Linked DNA regions of Mus musculus: region 1 is linked to region 2. The links are chromatin loops, found by intact Hi-C in ENCODE. Cell type or tissue: heart. All regions are shown on one strand.

The links. Hi-C counts contacts between places; a loop is a spot of excess contacts. Peaks named below come from ENCODE experiments on the same cell type or tissue, not always from the same donor. Only the 100,000 strongest peaks of a DNase experiment are listed, where the experiment ranks them.
Region 1: it touches region 2 in a loop (2.5-fold over the local background); 25 of 42 quality-filtered maps call a loop at or near these places.

The regions. Positions count from the first base shown.
Region 1 is chr11:110,267,925-110,275,924 of GRCm38, reverse strand. It overlaps Abca5 (ATP-binding cassette, sub-family A (ABC1), member 5), which reads left to right. Exons shown (of 39, transcript NM_147219.2): 36 at 512-661; 37 at 1,526-1,605; 38 at 2,544-2,599; 39 at 3,359-6,556. The coding sequence ends at 3,466. Among named protein-coding and RNA genes, the nearest start is that of Abca6, 20 kb to the right of the region's middle. In heart, a CTCF peak has its summit at 3,974 (motif pointing right); a DNase peak (open chromatin) is centred at 7,274; H3K27ac peaks cover 736 bases.
Region 2 is chr11:109,667,117-109,675,116 of GRCm38, reverse strand. It overlaps Prkar1a (protein kinase, cAMP dependent regulatory, type I, alpha), which reads right to left. Exons shown (of 11, transcript NM_001373913.1): 11 at 5,454-7,687. The coding sequence ends at 7,515. It overlaps Fam20a (family with sequence similarity 20, member A), which reads left to right. Exons shown (of 11, transcript NM_153782.2): 9 at 1-11; 10 at 435-494; 11 at 1,553-2,191. The coding sequence ends at 1,817. Among named protein-coding and RNA genes, the nearest start is that of Gm39443, 17 kb to the right of the region's middle. In heart, CTCF peaks have their summits at 325 (motif pointing right) and 4,552; DNase peaks (open chromatin) are centred at 1,716, 2,056, 4,366, 6,566 and 1 weaker place; H3K27ac peaks cover 714 bases.

The sequences.
Region 1 (8,000 bases), 600 kb before region 2:
CGCGGGAACTGGGCAGACTCTGCACAGCCTGCAGTATGTATGCCACAGTGCAGGGAGACCACGCTTAGATGTGGCTCTCTGTCCACAGCTCAGAAGCCTATTGTAACACGAAAATAAACACAGATTGAAGGTGTAGCTTGGGATAGACTCCTGGAAACTAGGAATAGCTGGGGATAGACTCCTGGAAACTAGGAGTAGCTTGGGATAGACTCCTGGAACAAAAAACAGTAACGAAGAGCAGCAGAGCCAGCCCAGGTCTGACCCTGGCTGGAGCTGTGTAACAGAGGTCGCTTGATTTGACACACTTGTCATAAGAATAGAAGAAGAAAATATTAGGGAAAATGAGACATGATAAGGAGTGTCTGAGCATGTTGCATGATGTTTGCAGCTTTTCTATGTAAAAGATTGTCAGAGTCATTTTATTAAAAACAAATGTGGTAGAGATTTAAGCAAGAAATCATTCTTTGAAAACAGTCAAACCTTTAGCTCTTTCTTTTAAAAATTATTTCAGATGTATTGGAACAGTACAACATCTAAAGAGTAAGTTTGGTAAAGGCTACTTTTTGGAAATTAAATTAAAGGACTGGATAGAAAACCTGGAAATAGATCGCCTTCAAAGAGAAATTCAATATATTTTCCCAAATGCAAGCCGCCAAGAGAGGTAACAACTTTTTAAAATATATTTAATACTTCTTATAAAGTTGAAATTGTTTTAAAAACAAAATCCCAAACGTTTGATTTTACCAAATGATGACTTAGGACCCAGATGCTGTGGTCTGCCAGCTCAGCGAGGCAGAGAAAGCCCCCAGCTGACCTTCCTCCTCAGTTGGTGTCCCAGAAGGGGGGAAAGAGTTCTTTTCCACACTGCCTTAAAAACCCTCCCAACTGAGTGTCCCTCCTTTCTACTTCCTGTGGGTGTCTCTATCCGTCCTCCTGATTTCCTCTCAGTCTCTATGGTTTTTCCTGTGTTCCCTCCCTGTCAGCTGGCTGCTTGCTCTGTCTCTTGAGCTTTAGCAGGCTTTATTCAGTCTTGTTTACAGTAAACAGGAAGGTCTCAGACTGAAGGTGGGTGCCAGGGCTGAGCCTCACCACAACTAGAAACAGGATTTCCAGGACACAGTCTCCCACTCTCAGATTAAAAGTGTGTGCTCGGGCTGAGCCACACTGAAACTAGAGACAGGCTTTACTCTCAGGATTCACAGTGTGACCAAATATCCCGCGACAAGAGATCATAAACATTTACGCTTTCAGTTGTATTTTCTGTCTGTGTCTCCGACTCTTTTACCTTGATGTGCTGTATCAGCAGCAGCACGGGGCTGTGCTGTCAGAAGAGAGGCTTGTAGTTGCTTCAGCGGGGTCCCATGGTATGATCCTGCCATTCTGCACACAGGTTTTAGGAAAATGAATATCAAGTAGATGATTAGAATTTAAATTTAAACTTAAAAAGTTTTCAGCTTTAGCATTCAAGCAACACAGTAGTTAAGTTTGCCGTGCCATCCTCCTGCATTTTATCTTTGTTTTTCAGCTTTTCTTCTATTTTGGCTTTTAAAATTCCAAAAGAAGATGTTCAGTCTCTCTCACAATCCTTCGCTAAGTTGGAAGAAGGCAAGTAGCATTTGAGAATATTGTAAAATAATTTTCAAGTAATGAAAGGATTCTAGTCAGAAAGTTTAGAACTGGGAGACAGGTTATTGTTGCAGTTATAGCAACTATAATCTTTTGTTCTTTTATTCTAAGATAAAAATATAAATATATGCCTATACATACACATATATTTAACAGTAATTTAAAAAGAAGAGATCAAGTCTTTGAGAGGGACTGTGGGAGTCGCGGGGGACTGTGGGAGACATGGGGGGACTGGGGAGACACAGGAGGACTGTGGGAGACACAGGAGGACTTCCGGTGGAATAATGCAAATTCAACCCTCATGGATATAATTCACAAAAATTTCAGAATTTGAAACATATATTGAATTTTTATCATTCTTTATGGGGATTCTGAGTAGGATAATATTTACTTCTATCTTATGTATCTTCATAGCTGTAGACTAATTATTAATTCTGAAATTTTTACTTCCTGATAATTTCTTTATGATTAAAAGAATAAATATACTAACAGAATTTCGTATTAGATTGGAAAAGTGGATTTGAAGTGAATATTGGAAGGCTTATAATGGCCAATGTTAAGAAATGAATTTAGGAATCTAGGACAGGCTGTAGTGGTGTTTGGAGAATGGGGGATAGAGATCTGACACCACAAGAAAACAAAGGAATGATGAAGAACAAGACGCTGGAGGGAAGGAGGAGCTAACCTAGAAAATGGAGCAGGTCACATGGGGGACAGTTGACGAAGTTGCTTACAGAGGATCAGTGTGGACCTGGACGAGAGAGAAGCAGGGCCGAGGGCAGTACCACACGTGGGCAGCTCCAGTTTGGAATACGTTGTTGACAGTTTTTAAAAAGCAGAGTAGATAGTTTAGAACTAGTTGCCATTTCACTCCTTAAAAATATCACTAAGTAAAATGCATTTTTATGTTTTAATAGCAAAACGCACTTTTGCCATTGAAGAATACAGCTTTTCTCAAGCAACCCTGGAACAGGTACCGTAAGGTTATATTAGAAAAGGTTACAGTTGACTGTACCTCGTAGCAATTGCTTAGGCTTAGAGTGTAGACGCCAACCCATATTATAGACATTTAAAACTATAGACTTAAGGTACATTTACTTACTTGTTTCATGTGTGGATGTGCAAGTGCCACAACATTTTAGTGGTGTCAGTTTTCAACCATGTGGCTTGGTGACTGAACTCAGGTCTTTGGCTTGATAAAAGGTACTGCTGAGCCATCTCACCATCCTCAAATTATAACTTAATTGGAATTGCAACTTTAGCTTCCTCTTAGTTTTTTGTTCAGTTCCATTTTAAAACATCTTTAATTGAATAGTCATATTATTTATATTTATTGACTACAGTGCGATGGTTTGATATATATGTATACTATTGAACAGTTAATTCAAGTACATTTAATTTTGTTAAGCTTGAACATCTTTTGTTTATCTTATTAAATATTTAAAAGACTCATGGCATTATTTTATATTAGAATACTTGAAATTGTTTAAACAATTTTAATTTATTTTATGACACTACTACTTGATATATTAATCAGAAAATGTATTAACCCTCTAAATATGTGTTTGTCTTTGTAGCTACTGGGCATACCTTGCTTTGTTTGAATAGCATCAATATTAGAAAATCCCTTGATACTTGTTACATGTTAGTTACGGCATTGTATCGTTTCTGACTTAGTTAAGAGTCCTCTGAATGATACAGTAGTTGACTTTTCCTTCTTCCTTTTACCTAGGTTTTTGTAGAACTTACTAAAGAGCAAGAGGAAGAAGATAACAGCTGTGGGACTTTGGCCAGCACTCTCTGGTGGGAAAGGACGCAGGAGGATAGAGTAGTATTTTGAATGTTTATGCTCACCCAGCCTACCGACCCTGAGTTGGTTTATTCTTTTTTATTCTATTTTTTTCTTCTTTTATCTTATCTTTGATTTTAAAAGCTTATTACTTGAATAGTTATTAAAAAAAATGAAAGCACTTGGAAATTTCTTAAAGTCCTTAATTAACACACCATGGTTATGGTTTGGATTTTCTTTCAATAAATTTGCGTGTAATTGTCCATGTGCATGTTTATATCTGAAGGTAGTCTATATGCCTACCTTCACGTTTCACAAAAACAATATTTCTCAACTTAGGATTTAAAGAAATAATAAAAGAATAATTCTGAATAATATTTAAATTTTATACTATGTTACATAATTATGTAATTTCCCAGTGCTAATTAAAAAGACCAGTGCCTGACTAATAACATAGAAGAGAGACACAAAGCAATGCAGAAACTGGCTTTCCCTTTGATATGTCTAAAAGAAGCTCTTAGTGGAAGTTGGCCTGTGTAAATGTGGAACCGTTGAGAAGTAACGTCCACTAGGTGGCAGTCGTTGGTCACAGGAAATAAAGGGAAGCCGCAGTCTAGTGACTGCAGATATGGGCAATTAAATGTTTCAGGTTGTATGTCTTTTGTCTACATTAAAATTCAAATGTGTTTGGTGATCGTTATTCACAGAAAGACTCTGACTAGAGTCTTAGTATGTAAGAGTCCAGGTCTCTGAAAGTGCAGTGACAGCTGTTTGTCGAGGTGGCCAGTTCATCTCTACTTCCCTCCAGACACCCGACTGCGAGCTGGGAGAGAGCGCGTTGTTGCCTTTCCTCATACAGGGCTCATTTAAGTTTATTCTTAGATGAGACATTTAATGGATAACCATCTTTATTACTAAATTTGATTCCTTGACTCTCTTGAGTTTTAAGTAGGTCAGCATATACCTTCCTTTAAAAGGTCACCTCAGAACATGGTAGAATATAGGAGCTCTTTCAAGGGTTAAATTAAGAAATAAAAATTAGAGTTTCACTCTTGTGACAGAGTTGAAATATGATAATTAATCTTAGAAATATTTGATTTTATGACTCATATGGACAGGTATACAAGTATATGATGTAGTTGATACTGTATTTCAGGCTGTTGTATATGTGTTAGCTTTGTAAAAACATATATTGTGGTGTGACTTTTGCATCAGAGACGTAAAGAACAATAGCAAGAACAGAGGGCTTGCTACCAACTTTCAATGGTCAAGCTTTCAGTGAAGTTATTAATTATTTAATGTTGGGAAGATTTAATGAACTTTTAGTCCTGTTGGGTAGTAAAATGTGTGACTTTAGGCACTAGTGGCTAATTCAAGTTTTCCTTTCTCAGTACAAGGTGGCACATGGCTGGCAACTTTCTCTATTGCTTTGACAGTTTCTTTCCACCTTCCTAAAGGCATCTGTGTAGTCTCGTATCTCAGAGGTACTCTAATGTAATAGAACCATCCTACAAGTCTGCTTGGATTTTATGACACGCCCCTCCCCCAAGTTCTTGTAAGGTTTCATTGGCAGTAGCTTGCCTCCTGATACCAAATTATAATTTTGGATCCTTTAAGGATCTTACATTTAATTAATCATTTAATTAATGATTACTGCATGACCAATATAGTCAAGATGTATTTAAGATGAAATCTTTATTTTTGCTGATAAATTATAAATTGCACATTGTATTTTCTCAGCAAGTCATTGCTAAATGGTGCCGTAAACTTGAAGAGCTATCTTTTAGAATTTAAGTACCTTGGGCCTTTTTTTGGGGGGGATGTGATTTTTGTAACTCTGTAACCTAGAACACATACCCTTAAAAACAAACAAACAAGCTGCATTTATAGTTTACTAGGACAGTTACCGAAAAGGGTAGGTTTCATTTGTGTCTTAAAAGCGTTTGGCCCTCCTAAGACAGAACTGTCTCATAGAGATGGTGAACACAGGCCATATCGCCTTCTTTCTCATATAGACTTGGTCACTGTCTATTAGCATTGCTCAGTGTGTGCTCAGTGTAAAATATAATTTTCCTAGGGAATGAAAGTCGAGACTGCACTGTCTAGTCTTCTATATTGTGTGTTCATTCATATTACAGTGGATAGTTTGGTTTTATACATGGATTTATTTTAAATTATCTTAAATTATTGCTTTCAGAACTTTGTTTCTTTTCAATACAGGTAAAGAAACAAGTGTATTTGTTAGCAACAAATGAAAACAAACTGCAGCGTCACCTTCCTGCCTTATATTTTCCATCTGTGGCCAAACAGTAAGAGTAGAACAAAGGCAGACTCTGCCGAGTTGAAGGCATTGCTGTCTGCAGCAGAGGGGCCGGTCAGGAGGAAGCAGTGGAAAGCGTTCTGGGAGGTTTGCCTTCTGTGGGCTCTTCCCTGCTTTCCATGCTGTTCTTAGGAAAAAGCAGGGTTCTTTTTTTTCCCCCAAAACTTTAATTTGTCAGAGATTATTTGTAGCCAGTTTTGGTTTTCTCTGTTAAAACATGTTTCGATACTTTAAGCACACCTTCCAGTGACTGCGTTTCAGAGTGGGCTCTTTGGGTAGAAGGATGAACTGTTCGGCTCTGTAAGATCTTACATTTTATTAAGACAAGGATAGATACTTATAACCAGTTATGATATGACAATGCTTTGCTACTAGTCTTAAGAATATCTTCTAGGAAAATGAATAGCACAGTTAATTTTACTAGGGTGAGTGTTGGTTTCCCGGTTCTTTGTTGGTCACTCAGCGTCTCATTCCGATCGTGCGTTTCACATTTGTTACAATGCCATCTTACATTTTCAGGTAGCATTCAAAACGCAGGACTTTTTTTTTTTTAAATAGCAAATGCTTTTAAATGCTTTTTCTTAATGTATTTTTAATATTGTTAACATTGAGTTCTCATCTTTCCCCTTGAAATAGCATATTACATAAAGTGAGAGAATTTATTCTCAGGTGAATTATTTTTGTATCAGCTATTCTTATAAGGTAAAAATTTACTTGTTTTCTATTCATAATGTGTTATATGTACAATTCTCAATGCTGCCCTTTAAGAAAAATGAATGTGCTTATATTATTAATAATAAACTTTAAGAGCTAAAAATCTATGACAGACTTCAGTTTGTATACCAAAATTCATTTAGTGTTCATAATTAGATGTGTGACTTAAATTCAAACTTGAAGCAGTCCTCTGTGCCTAAGATGGTAATATCCCTTAAGGACCCACATAAATGAAGGGATAAGAAAACATTGGGAGGAACTGCAGTTTAATCATACTCAAATTCAACAATAGATAACCAAGAAAAAAAGTAAGAGACTCTTGTTGCTTAGCGAGCCACTGGACATATTCTTCTCATTCTGTCTAGTTGAAAGTCAAAAGAACTTACAACAGCCATTTACCATTTACATGCAGAGCCCTGTGCTGGGGAGGGTGACTATTACCAGAAATGGGGTAATTCCAAAATTATTTATTTAAAAGTGTTTTATTTTTAGTATTACAATTAAAGTTTGCATTTAAAAAATATCTTATTTCTGTCATATGGAAAAAGCCCCAGTTTTTTTCTAACAATATTTTTATTAGTTGTTTTGGCATTTCACATCACGTACCTGATAACACTCACTTTCCTGTCCTCTCAGATCTACCCCACCCTTGTGACCTTCTCCCCAAAAAAGAAGAAGAAAAATTAAAACAAATCCAATTTCTTTTGCAAGAGCAACGTTGGAATAGACAAGGTGGAAAGGTGGATAAACCCTTTGACCGCTAGGTGGCAGCAGAGGGCTACGTGGGAGGGCACCTTCCTAATCCAGGAAGGAAGTTGGGTAAAGAAAGCCTTCTGAGCAGAGGCAGAGCCAGCCAGGCAATCTTGGTGACCAGAGGCTCAATTCTACTGAGTGTGTTGGCTTCATAAGTGCTAGTCTGTTTGGGGAGTAGTGACAGGACTCAAGAGAAGACATGAAGGACAAGAAATGTGAAGCAAGCCAGCAGACAGCCTCAGCCGTTTGTCAAACTGAAAGCAAAGGATTACAAATACAGTCGTCATAGGTTTTGTAGGCTCAACACAGGGAGTAAATCACTGGTTTTCAGTCCCTCTTTTGATGCCTTTAAGAAGTCACAAAACCGGGCTGGAGAGATGGCGGGCCATTAAAGGCTAGGCTCACAACAAAAACATACGAAGTCACAAAACCAAATTTTCAGGTATTCTACAAAATAGTCTTGAAGGATATTTTATTTATTTGTCTGTTTACTTATTTTATGTGAATGAGTGTTTTGCCTGTATGTATGTGTGTGCACCACGTGCACGCAATGCCAGCAGAGGCCAGAAGATGTTAGTTAGCATCCCCAGAATGAAGTTACAGCCAGCAGTGAGCTTCCGTTTGAGAGCTGGGAACCGAGCTTGAGTCCTCTAGAGGGGCAGATGCACTCTTAACCTCTGAGCCAGCTCTCCAGCGCGTGATCAGGGAATCTCAGCACTTCTCATTCAAGCGCAAATATATTGATAACTTACAAAACTGGGAGGTAGATTGGCAGAGATGGGCAACAACAACAACAAC
Region 2 (8,000 bases):
AATGCCAGAGGGTAAGCATCACTGCCCACATCCCACTGGAGACCTCAGGAGGCTCTCTGCACTGCCTGGGCTTGTCTCCATCCGACTCTATTTCCCGCTAACCTTTGGAGGGTTTTTTTTTTCCCCTGCCCTTTGCTAAGTAGCACAGACTCTCCAGTGTGAGAGCATTCTTGTGTGCACCAATGAACCTGGCTGAGACTCCCTGTATCTTTTCCGTAGATGGTACTTTCCTGGAAGCAGAGTAAATGGCTTAGCCACCAGGGCTAGCCTACAGAGGCAGGGGCAGCTTGGTTGTAACTTGAGGCTTCTGGGACCTGGCTGAAGGGGGCGCTGTTGGGGTGGCTGTCATGGTGTCTAGCGCCTTATCCCACCGAATTCCCAGAAGGGTTTGCACAGAGAGCACCCAAAGTGAAGGGCTCTGTCTCCTCTCGTAGGTTCGGACGACATTCCCAGGATGAAATCTCTATCCTCGCCCCTCTAGCGCAGTGTTGCATGTGAGTTTCTATGCCGTGAGTACCACCAGCAGCGGGCAGTACACACATCTCTGGTCTAGGATACTGTGGACAGAGATGATGTGAACTGCCTAGCTTCCCATACTGCAGCTACCGGCTTTCTCTAAGTGATGTCTCCCTCATCCTTTATCAAAAAAAAAAAAAAAAAAAAAAAACGAGTTAAGATCTGATCTTTTAAAGTCACTACCTTTAATCTTGAACCCACTCGGATAATCACCCACTTTTACAGAAATCACTGCTGTCTGATATTACTCGCCAGCCCTTTGCTTTCTTTATGTAAGATCTTAAATATCGCTGTTCCATCACCATCTAAGCCAAGCCCTGATTGAAGTCTGGTAAAAGTGGGTCAGACTGAAAGTCCGGCCCCTTCTCTAAAGGACACCTAACCAACTTCTGTATCTCTGACCTTTTAGCCAGGCTTGTGGCACTGGGTTCCTCTTAATTATAAAGATGAGACTGAGACCTAACAAGACCATCCCATTTGACCCCTTGGTACATGAATGGTCCAAAGCAAGGCCTTGGGGGTCATTCAAGTCTCTCTCCTCTGGACGGGATTTAGTAGTAGTAGTTGCTTGTGTCACAAATCAGACGAGTAGGCTGCTTATGTAAGTCTAAAAGAAATCAAAATGGACCTAGTCACTTGTCATCACTGTGGTTTTAGAATCTAACACGGGAGGCGCACGGTGATGTCACGTAGAGGTTGGGTTTTCAGACGACAGACAGCTTCATTCACCTACTGGAAGTTTGTTCTGTCAGCTTTAAATCTTTAAAAACAAACCTTAAGTCAGTCAGTCTCTGTCTGTCTGTCTGTCTGTCTGTCTGTCTGTCTCTCTCTCTCTCTCTCTCTCACACACACACACACACACACAATCATTACACACCATTAATTCCTTTTCCACATGGCTTTCAGTGAAGTGTGTTAGCCTAGAAATAAGATCTCTAAGCACACCAGCTGCCAAGAGCTGTTAGTGGGGGCAAGTGCAGGCTGAGTTACCTTCCTTAATGTGCTCATCTGGCCCCCACCGCCTTTATCTCATCAGGATCAAAAGGAAAACACTCTTGCACCTTCAGCTGCTGGCTCAGGCTGACTACAGGCTCAGCGACGTGATGCGGGAGTCACTTCTAGAAGACCAGCTCAGCCCTGTCCTCACAGAACCCCACCTCCTGGCCCTGGACCGCAGACTCCAGATCATCCTGAAGACCGTGGAGGACTGCATAGAGGCCCACGGCGAGCGAAGAGTCATAGCCGAAGGGTCAGCACAACGTTCGGCTCCAGACTCCGGCCAGGCTAATCTGACGAGCTAATGGCAACAAACGTGGGACCTCAGAACACACAACTGGAGTCAGCACCTCATGCTGGTTTGTAGGCCCCTGTTGCCCCATTCCATCCTGGGGCACTGGAGGCCAAGGCACAAGCTCAGGGAGGAGGCAGGAACGCTTTGAAAAAGGCAAACGGGATCCACTGAACCTCATCTTTATCCTTGGGTGGAGGTCACTGCTTTTACGGTGCACTGGCTGGGGCTCTCTCTTCCCAACGAGCTCTGGCTCCATCAGGACTGCAGATTATCTTCTGAGCACACTGTGAAACCTGGATCTGGACCAGGCTTGGAAGGTTTGGAAGCTCTGTTCCCAGGAGCGGTTTTTATTCTACCATATCAAATAAAGGGACATCAAGCGGATAACTGGCTTTCTCCAAGTCCTTACTGTATATGCAGGTACAGTACACACACACCAAAAAAGTCACTTTTTTTATACTGACATTCTGGTCCCTAACACTATCTGAATACAATAATCTCAGCCAGGTCACTCCCAGAAATACTAAGGGTAAGACTGCTCAGTTAGGGGGCACACTCCAATCTGAAGAATATTATCAACTGAGGAATTGGCAACCGAGAGCCGTGTGGCTCGCAAGTGGGTGGGGTGCTTGCCTCTCAGGTTCAACCCCCCAGCATCACACATCCGGTAACGCCAGCACTCAGGAGAAGCTGAAGTTCAGAGACACTCTTGAGCTACACAGGGAATTCGAGGCTAGCCTGGGCTGCGTGAGGAAGTGACACCATGTATGTCAAAACCAAGAGCCAGACACAAAAGGGGGAGCTGGTGGAAGATTAGGGTCGCATGGCTTCATCAGATCAAATCACTTTATTGTCTGATAAAAGCCAGAGGATCAAAAAATATGGAGGGGAGGAAGAAAAGACATCACTACAAGGGACAAATCCAGAACCAGCAATGTCACTCAGACTTGTGCATATGTCCAAGGACAGACAGGATGACTGAGAACAGGTAGTATTGTTTTGGTCTTCTGAGATTGGAGTTCATGTACACCAGGCTGGCCCTGAATTCTTGATTCTCCCGCCTCTACTTCCCAAGTGCCTGGATTAAGGCACGAGTCACCATGCTGGTCTTGTAGTGGATGGTTCTGATTCATCCTAGCACCCCACGTTATGGGCACACAACCCCAGAACCCAGTTTGCGAAATAACCTTGCCTCTATTCACCCTAGAGCCTTGCCAGTCCCAGACACTACCCTGCAAGACATAGGTCTGCAACCCTCACGAGCATGCCCCTCCTCCAATGTGTAAGGATGAGAACTATAGCTCTCAAGAGACAAAACCACATCATCTTGTGGTTTAGACTTCTTCCAAAATGTATAGCATCACACCCATTTGTGAAGTCAAATTTGCTGGGTGCTGTGACTCATTCCAGCAAATCCCCACCCTTGAGTGGCTGAAACAAAGAGTGTAGAGTTGAAGGCTGGGCTGGGCTGGGCTGGGCTGGGCTACAGGAGAAAAAACAGCAAAGTCAACTCTTTACCAGAGAAAACTGGTTCTAAAGACTTCCCTCTCAAGAAGGCCCTTTTGTGAGGCGCAGCTTCCTGCAGCAACATCAACTGTTTCTTCTCTTCTCCCATGTCTGGGAAGCACAAGGAAGCCACACTGAAGATTGGGGGCTGGGGGGGACAGGCACTGTCAGATCAAAGAAAGGATGGTTTGGGGCTCTCAGCCAGCCTGGCTCGGGCGAGCTGCAGTCCATCTCCAACATGGCCTCCCTGATGCAGACCAGTCTCTCGAGACTCTGAAATCTGCTTTACATTTCAAAACCAAAGTAACTCGGCTTGATTCTATGATGGATAACTATATAGGCTACTTTTAACTATCTGTTTTTCTAACAACAACAACATAAAGCTAAGAGCAGCATTTTTCAAAAGCACCAGAAGACAAAAACATTCCATTCTCAGAGTGTGGAGTTCTTACAGCTTACGCACTCTGAATCATTGCTCAACTTCCCATGGGGAAAAAAAATATTCTGAGTCTATGTGAAAACTTTCCATGTTACCACTGGCAAGCAAATAAAAAAACCAAGACTGTGTGAACTGGTAGGGATCAGTTTGGAGGGATATGCCACAGCATTCTCCAAATGCTGGACCTATCTAAGGATAAGTCAATTCTCTTATAGGGAGCAATTCTGTCCTATTAAACTCCTGGCCTCTTAACTGGTAAATTATTACTGCCCCTAGGAGAAGTATGAGGTCAGGTTCTTAGGATTCTCTAGTCTAACTTCACTGACCCATTACTACAGAATCTCATCTTGTGTGGTAAAGATCATGTCTTTACATTGCTGGTTCTTTAACACTGCATCTGTCTACTGCTGCACGTTCACAGTAAGAGACAGCTTTCTCAAACTCAGGAACGCGAGTCAGCCCATGAGCACTATCCTGGGAGGCCTTCTAAATACCGAGTGACCTCATCAACAGCAGGCACGAGGGCCCCCACACAAGCGTGGTGCAGGAGGCCCCCAGGTGACATGGCCACAGATGAGGTGAGGCAGACCTCACTCAGCCTCGGGTGGGAAGGCAAGGGATAATCACGTTTTTCTCTGCGAGTGCAGCTCAGGTCCCAGAGGGCTTCTGGTGTGGCAGTCTCGGGGTCACACTTACATTGTACCAAGTAGGGAGACACGCAAATGCAGGATCTGCAGACTGAGAAACAGCTGCGACTCATCTGAGGTTGGCAAAGCTGAGCATAAAGAAAAAGCTCTCCATCTAGTGGTGACTTTTTTAAAATCACAAAGCTACTTCTTGTTCTTACAGGGACTCATGATGATGTCACAGTTCTAAAGTTATGCCAAGAAACAAATTTTAGCTGTGTATGTACACAAAAATGATGGTTTCTACAGAAATACCCCAAATGTAAGAAGGGAGAGATTTGTGTTTCCCCTTGGCAGATGTGATGGAGGGCAAATTAAATGGTTAGCATGGTTTTGGTCCACCCGGAAGTGCACTGGCAGGGCTTTGCCAAAGTTCACAAAGGGTCCAAATCTTTGAGGTTGGAGACAAAGTGACGCCACTGCCATTGTGCTAATTCAATTTCAGAATGTCAACACAACAGTAAACTGCATCCTGGGCCAAGTTTTAAAAGAAGGACATGCAGCTGGTGAGAGGAAGGGACTTCTGAACCTGGCCAGGCAGAGCTTAAGCAGCAGAACTCAGCCACTCTCCAGCACTAACTCCAGCTTCCCTGCGTGTGAAGATCCCAGTTATCACCAGAGTAACTCATGTGCTCACTCTTCAAACTCCAGGAAGAAACAGAAACAAATCTTGATGTGTAAGATCCTCAAGCAGCTACAGGTGGATCTTGTAAAACCAGGAGTCCAATCCAGTCTGTGAAGCCCTAAGGCACACAGACAGGTCTGTCCTGTGAAAACAACGCCATGGCTTTGGACAGAACCTTCCCCTTCCAGAGCTTGTTAGTGAGTCTGTCCCACACCCATAAAAGCAAGGTTTTGAAATCCACCCTTTGACAAACTGAATTGGAATGTATTTTAAAAAAAAATAAATACATTACTTTTTCAAAATTCTAATCCCAAAATTCACTTTCATTCTTTCCCACTGAAATTTTGGGGAAAAACAGAGGAAGAAAAGGAAGAAAGGAAGAAAAACTGATTCGTTTAAGAATTTAAATTATTTCATCTTTTTTATTCTGTGACCTACCATTGAGACAGTCTGTAACAAAAGAACAGCGATTAGATTAGCACAGAGTATATCAGACTAGTGTCCAGGAAACAGCAACTGTCCCTTTGGCCAGCTCTGCTTTCTCAGCAGATTGCTTAAATTCGCCCACCCATCCAGAGACAATGGTGCCAAGAGTCCACAAAGACACAGTATGCCAACCACGACTTCTGACTGATATTTAAATTGCACAAAGATAAAGCTTTAAATGTGGTAATTTTTAAATTTAGACTTATCTTGAAAAGTCTAAGAGTAAAACGACAAAAGGGCGTAACTTGTAAGCTAGCATGGAACTCTTAGAAAGCAGGTGTTTATCTCCGTACAGACCAAGGGGGTATATACACATGAAATGCATTTTATGGCGTTCTACATCATTCACATACATACATTTTTGGCATTTAAACAAATATCAAATTAAGCTTTAAGCTAGTAACATAATTTTTATTTTTTTAAATATAAAAAAAGATAGCCAACCACAAAGTAAGTACAGAAAACCCTCATTTAATATAGATTATGGAAGTTTTAGATATGGCAACAAGGTAGCTTTCTATCCCATGCTAAAACCTAAATGAAACTTTTTCCCAAATTAGTAACAATCTAGAAGCTTTTCAATCTACCAAGAAAAAAATCTACCATAACCAACAATTTAAGTTAACTGGGAAAGGGAGGGAGGGAATTATTAATCAGAACCACTTGCACACACATGAAAACGCAGTCACTCCCAAATAGAACCCGACATTATACAGAAATCACAAGATAAGTGTGCCTCGTTACGAACTGTGAATTTTGTTTAAAAAATAACAGTAATAAAAATAAACTGTTGGGTTATCACTGGAATAATGTAACACATAAGGCTGGAAAATACTGAAATACAGTCAAGAACACAAGTTTACTTTAAACACACACACACAAACAAAAAACAATAAAGAAAGTTTACCAGAGAAATTCAAGGTTAGACAGGAAAAGGCAGGACTCAGCGGGGTGGCCTTTCAGACCACAACACGGTCACACCCCACCACTGTTCCTAACAGAAACCCAGGGGACAGACCCAGCTTCCTGCTTCTGGACACCTGACCGCCATCCACCTTCAGCAGCACTGCCTCCATCCCCTTCTCTCTGGAGCTTGCTCTATTTGTCTATTCTCAGTAATTCCAACGCCCTAGTCTGTAACTGAGGGCAGATCACACGAGTTAACCACGGTTAACTCCCCAGAGTGAAGACCTCAAATTCTCACATTTCTGTGTCTCATCCTCAGGATTTGGCACCAGCTGGATAAATAAAGTTATCAGCGTCTGTGAGCTCAGACAGGTGCAGTGAAGTCACAACCAGTACTTGCCATCTACAAATGATTTCAAACTTAAAGGCAGGGATAGACGGCCAGCCACACCAAAACATTTCAGGGTTGGAGAAGAAACACTAGCAACAGACACACCAAACCAGGCTGAGAGGGCTGAACTAGCTGCAGTGCCTGGTGATTAGCAAAACATGGGCACTCCCACACTTAAACTAGCTTAATTACAGGCAGATGTCTTTCTACTGTGCTAGGAGTTTTCTATATTCATTCTTCTAATCCTTAAAGGTTAAAATCATTTACTCTATAAAGAAATACAGCAAACATGGCCACAGTCTAAGTATGTCACTTGTGTCATATGGAAATGGAAACCTGTGTCACTTAAAAGCCCTGCACAGCTATTACATCATTACGGTAATTCAGTGGTGCAGGGACCGCCCTCAGCAAAAAGCGCGGCACTTGCTGCCCAGGTTGAACACGAGCACTGCACAGAGAAGCGGTGACAGCCAAGTCCATACAACTCTCTATTTATTTGTGAATGAGCATTTAATAACGCTCCCAATGAAAAATGGTGCAATAAAGCAACTTTTAGTATAAAGAGACAAGAAGCTGTGAAGCAGTGGCCACTGGGCGCTGCGGCTAGGGAGAGAAAGCAGTCTGCGTGAGTGAAGCATGGACTGGGGAGGAGGCACAGGAGGCGCGGGTCAGACGGACAGGGACACGAAGCTGTTGTACTGCTGGATGTTCCGCTTGAGGATGTCTGAGCACGGGCCAAGGACGCGTTCAAACCGAGGCCGGTCCAACTTAACGCACTTCAAAGGGCCCCGGGCAACCACAGTGGCAGCCCGAGGACGATTCATCAGCAGGGCAATTTCACCTGGAAAAGAGACAGTAACGACTATCACCTATGGAAGCTATTTCCTTAAAGGGTCCACTCCTGAGCAAGTGAACAAAGATGCAACTTCCCTACTAACTTAGTAGAGGCCACACAACATTTGTACATTAAAAAGTATTACTAGCAAATAGATAACACAGCCCCTACAGTCATGCCTACAAACCAACACTCATGAGCCAGAGGCAGGAAGGTGACCAGTTAGAACAAGCTTCACTGTACAATGAAGTCCAGGCAGTCGAGGCTATGTAGGACATAAGCGCAAGTGCGTGTGCGCATGCATGCTTGGTCTGTGCTC